Regions from separate parts of the Mus musculus genome. Here region 1 is linked to region 2. The links are chromatin loops, found by intact Hi-C in ENCODE. Cell type or tissue: left cerebral cortex. All regions are shown on one strand. Region 1 overlaps Tet3 (tet methylcytosine dioxygenase 3). Region 2 overlaps Bola3 (bolA-like 3 (E. coli)).

What was found. Peaks named below come from ENCODE experiments on the same cell type or tissue, not always from the same donor. Only the 100,000 strongest peaks of a DNase experiment are listed, where the experiment ranks them.
Region 1: a loop joins it to region 2, with 5 times the contacts of the local background. A loop is called at or near these places in 1 of 42 quality-filtered maps.

Annotation. Positions count from the first base shown.
Region 1 is chr6:83,438,270-83,440,769 of GRCm38, forward strand. All of the region lies in intron 3 of Tet3 (tet methylcytosine dioxygenase 3), which reads right to left. Among named protein-coding and RNA genes, the nearest start is that of B230319C09Rik, 2.2 kb to the right of the region's middle. In left cerebral cortex, a CTCF peak has its summit at 1,148; DNase peaks (open chromatin) are centred at 501, 1,251, 1,662 and 2,387; H3K4me3 peaks cover 2,500 bases; H3K27ac peaks cover 1,563 bases.
Region 2 is chr6:83,355,704-83,358,203 of GRCm38, forward strand. It overlaps Bola3 (bolA-like 3 (E. coli)), which reads left to right. Exons shown (of 4, transcript NM_175277.5): 4 at 2,444-2,500. Among named protein-coding and RNA genes, the nearest start is that of Bola3, 7.5 kb to the left of the region's middle. In left cerebral cortex, a CTCF peak has its summit at 1,017 (motif pointing right); a DNase peak (open chromatin) is centred at 1,021.

The sequences.
Region 1 (2,500 bases), 83 kb after region 2:
CAGCCCCTGCCAAGCACGGAAAGCACTCTCCATTCTCCAACTCAAATCTGCTATCCTCTGGATTGGTTTCTTTTCTGATAGGCCCACCTGTCTTCAACTTTGTTGCTGCTTATAAATTACTGAAGAGAGGAGGGGCTCCTTGGCTCTCCCAAAGAGCTCAAGGACAGGCGGAAAGGAACAACCAAGAGTATGCAGAGTCAAAAGGAACAGATTCTCAACAGGACATTTTTGGGGTGGTCAAAAGGAGAGATAGAAGACAAAGATCCTGGGCCCAGTACCAAAATAGTTTCCAGATATCCTTAGCCAGTGGAGTGATGCTCCCATGAGGCAGAGTGTGGGAGCTCTCACACTGGGCACTGTATTCTGTGCAGGCAGCTGAGGGGACTTATGCTATGGCATATTCCCTGGGATATATCATGGGTAAACGACATGAAGCACAATGTACAGTAAACCGACAACTTGCATTCACCAAGCTCAGCTTTGTGGCTGTGCCAGGACTGTGCACACCCACGCATCAGAATAGTCCTGGCAGCACTTAGCACACAAGGAGACATGCATTATTTCTTCTGGCTGTGGGACACCATTCACCCTTGGGGCTTACCCCTCCCATACCCATCCTGTGGGAACCTGCACATACACACACACACTTGTACACATACTCCCTTTATCCTGACCACAGGAGAAGCTGTTTTACCATGGCCTGATAGAGTGGGCAAAACTCTGTTGCCACAACAGGCCAGCTGAGAAAATCCAATGTGCGGAGAAGACAAAGCCTCTTAAGCTTGAGAGGAAGCTATGGCTCTCAGGCAGGTAAGTCAATATAAGTAGATCCATGCTGGGGGCAAAACGAATGAAGCTCCTGAGAACAGCTCACGCCGGGAGACCTAGCCTAGCGAGGGCTTTCTCTGGATTTCCCCAACACTAGGGCCAAGGTATGGGGTACATCCCAGGGTAGCACAACAGGTGGCAGAAAGAGAGAGAATGCTAGTGGAGTAGAAAGAAGCAGGTTTGCTGTGGAGAGCCATCACCAGAGGGCAGGCGGGCAGCCAGGCAGCTTGAGAGAATAAGCAGACAACGAAGTAGGTACAGAAGGCGGGGGCTTCCCTGTCTCCCTAAGCCCATGTGTCCCTATCCTTTTGTCTGTCTTTCAGAGTTGAGGGACAGAAGAGGCTGCCTCATAATCCTAACATCTCCAGCGCCCACAACCTGGAACAGCATACCAGGCGGGCGACTACAACTCCCCCAGCCAGCAGTGGGTGGCCAAAGGAAGCGGAGGTGGGAAACTGGATTCTGGCTCCCAAGAGGGTAAGCGAGCCAATATGAGCTCACAGTTCTCTCAGCACGCACGCACAAACAGTATCACCAATGCTTCTACTAGCCTGGGGTCCCCCACAGTTCCTTCCCAGATGACTACCAACAACTCCCAGCCTCACCAAGGCATGCCAGCTCCCCCAGAGAGCCATCACTGGGCTCTTCCTTCCTAAGAAGCTGTTTCAGAAGCAAAATCCACCACCTTCAAGGCTTTGCTTGGGAAGAGGCCAGGGAATAACCCTGGCCTTCATATCCACCTTGTAAGTTAGCCCGGGAACCCCTGACACACAGGAGGAAGCAGAACCCCACCCCGCCGGTGTCACCACACAGACAGCAAGGTGGCAGAGTGCCATTTCCAGCACCCCCTCAGTGCTTCCCACAGCTTTCCCAGGAAGCAGGAGGTAGATCGGCAGGAAAGACTAGGGGCATGCAGGGACACTCACAGCTCGCCCACCTGCTACCTAAGCAACCAGGCTCAGGGCTTCCTCTGTGCAAGGCAGAGCCCCACCAGGCCTGGCCTGCCCACCTGTCACCACACTCATCCCAACCTTTGCTCTTTAGAGGCAGCTGAGGTGTTCTTTTCTGTCCCAGTCCCCCTCTCCTCCCCTCCCCAACCTCCTGGGCCAGAGGCTACTGCTGAGTAATTCCAAACTTAGAGTGAGCCCCTGGCCCTGTAAACCCGGGCAAACTAGAAGGAACCTACTGAGCGGGACCTGGCTAACCTAGGCAGATTAGTCATAGATTCTTGATCAGATTCTCCCCAGACTCTTCATTCTCCTCTCCCCAAAACCTACACCACCCTCTGAAAAACCCACCTGGAATGGCTCAAAGCCCCTTTCTCTGCTTCCCTCACACCAGGGAACACTGCCTTCCCAGTCTCCCAGACACCAAGTGGCACAGAATAACAGCAGACACCCGCTGGCTTCCCAGCCATGATGTTGCATCAGCCCCCACCCTACCCAAAATATCCTCACCCCCACCACCTCCTCTCCTCTCTTCAGCCATCTCCATGGTGACAGCAGCATGACTAATGACACCCTATCAGCTTCAGACTCAGGAGTGCAATTCTCCCTCCCCCTTACTGTCTTTCACCCCCACTTCCCCGAGACAACGCACCCCGGGGATTTCTGCAGATTGGAAGCAAACCAACAGTGCCAGGGCCATTCTCCAGAGATTTCCAGAGGCAGGG
Region 2 (2,500 bases):
TACACCAGGCTACCTCTAGGCAGTTTCCCTGTTTTCCCTTCTTACATTGCTGCAGGAATGCCAGGATTACAGTTCTGCCCTTTTTACCTAGGTTCTGGGGGTCAGATTCAGATTTGTCAGGCTTGCTTAGCAAGAACTCTTGCTTTTTTTTTTGTCTCTATTATTTCTTCATCAGTGCCTCTTGCCTTTTTCTTTGTGTCCCCAATATCCATGATAACACTGTGCACAGCCATGCTCAAACGTGTCTATCTAAGATGCATCCTTTTTAGACAGGGTCTCACTGTATAGCCCTAGCTGTCCTGGAACTATGTAGTAGACCGGTGGCCTTGAACTCACGGAGATCAGCCTGCCTCTGCCTCCCAAGTGCTGGCATTAAAGGCCTGCATCAATGATTGGCCTTCAAGCTGCATCTCCTTGCCCCATAGTACTTTGTTTTCTGAGTCAATGTTTCATAGCCCAGGCTGGCCTTGAACTCACTATGTAACTGAAGAGAACCCTGACCTTTTTTTTTTTTTTTTTTGGTTGTTGTTGTTGTTGTTTTTTCGAGTCAGGGTTTCTCTGTATAGCCCTGGCTGTCCTGGAACTCACTTTGTAGACCAGACTGGCCTCAAACTCAGAAATCCTCCTGCCTCTGCCTCCCGAGTGCTGGGATTAAAGGCGTGCTCCACCATGGCTAACCCTGAACTTTTAAAATTTGTTGTCAAGCACTGGGGGTTGAATGCAGCACTTTATCTGAAGCCCCATGACTGCTCCTCCATGACTTAGGGTACTTTAACCAAGCCCAGGTCCCAACCAGAGCCTCAGTGTCCTTAGCTATCATGATGCCATGATTCTCCTGTGGCTGTAGCAGGTAACGTGTGACATTAACGTGGGTTGAGGGGCCTTGGGAGGCTTCCCAGAGATCAGAGGGAGGTGCTGGCAGGAGGGAATGTGCACAGTGGACTGCAGAGCCCCCAAGTATCCTCCCTGCGGCCCATATTAGCACAGATGCAAAGACAAAACTAGCCACTAGGGGGCAGCGTGGGCCTGCAGCAAGCCGAGGAAAGGCGCCCAGTTGTGTGATAGGCTTTTCCAGGCTTTTTCTTATCTGCAGAGTTGAGGCTTCCCTGTGAGTACAGAGCATGGCTCATGGGCTCCCAGCACAACAGCAGGGTCAGATAGGAACAACTGACACCTGCTGTGGCCAGGACCACAGAACATCTGGGTCTATACCCTGACCTATTTACTCACTTGCTGACTTTGGACCAGGGGTACTCAGTGTTGTCTTATCCCTACAGCCCAGATGTTGTGTGTGTGTGTGCACACATGTGTTCGCTGTGGCCAGAGGTCACAAGCAGAGGTCAGCTACATAGGCAGGAGGTCAGCATCAGGTGGCCTTCCCATTCATTTCTCTACGTTTGAGGATTCATTCTTAGTTTATGTGGATGAGTGTTTTGCCTGCATGTATGTTTGTGTGCGTGGTGTACTCAGGGGCAAGAAGACGGAGTCAGAGTCCCCCCAGGAATAGAGTTACAGAACCCAACTAGTCAGTTTACTCCAGTTTTGCAGCACCAAGTGCTGTTAACTGCTGAACCAGCCTTGGCCTCAATTTTGATTAAGTCTTGGTTTGGGGTCTTCCTTTATTGCTGGACTGGACTCCTGAGCTCAAGCTGCCACCTGGCCTCACCCTGGCAGCTGGGCTGAGGTGTGCTGCACAACAAACTTAAGAATTACTGAATGAAAACAATCGTAAAGGGAGCTGGGTGCTGAGCTCTAATCCGGACACTGGGGAGGTTGAGGAGGGCAGATCTCTGAATGGACCATGTTCTACATAGCAAGTTCCAGGCCAGCCAGGGCGATGTAGTGAGACGCTGCCTCAAACACACACAGAACTGCAACGGGGAACTGCAAAGAGGCTTCGAGGCCAAACGTTCGTGTGCAAGTGTGACGCCCAGAACCCACAGAGCTAGATCCTGGTGTTACAGATGTGGGGGACACACCCAGGGTCTGTCAGTGCTAAGTGACCATGGTAGCCCTCCTATAATATGAGCGCCTGGAAGGCAGAAACAGGCAGTCCCTGGAGTAGGCTGGCTAGTTGACTGGCCTGAACGGTAAGCTCCAGGGTTAGAGCAACCTCTGCCTTGATATATAAAGTGGAGAACAGTCACACTCAGGCCTATACACACACACACACGCACACACACATACACATATACATACACACACACACACCTACACACACCTACACGCACACACTCATACTCAGCCCCCCCCACATGCAAACACACACACATACACACATCCCTATACATATGCAAACACACACCACAGACGTAGGCAAAAAATATTTTGAAGAAAAAATTGCTTAAAATACGTGCAAGTATCCTTCAGACAGAGCCATGTAGAATACTGTACAGCCAACGTAAAGTCACAAGAACTGACCATGGTGTCTCTTTCTCCTCAGGCACTAAAAGAAGAGATCAAGGGCATGCACGGCCTTCGGATCTTCACCTCTGTCCCC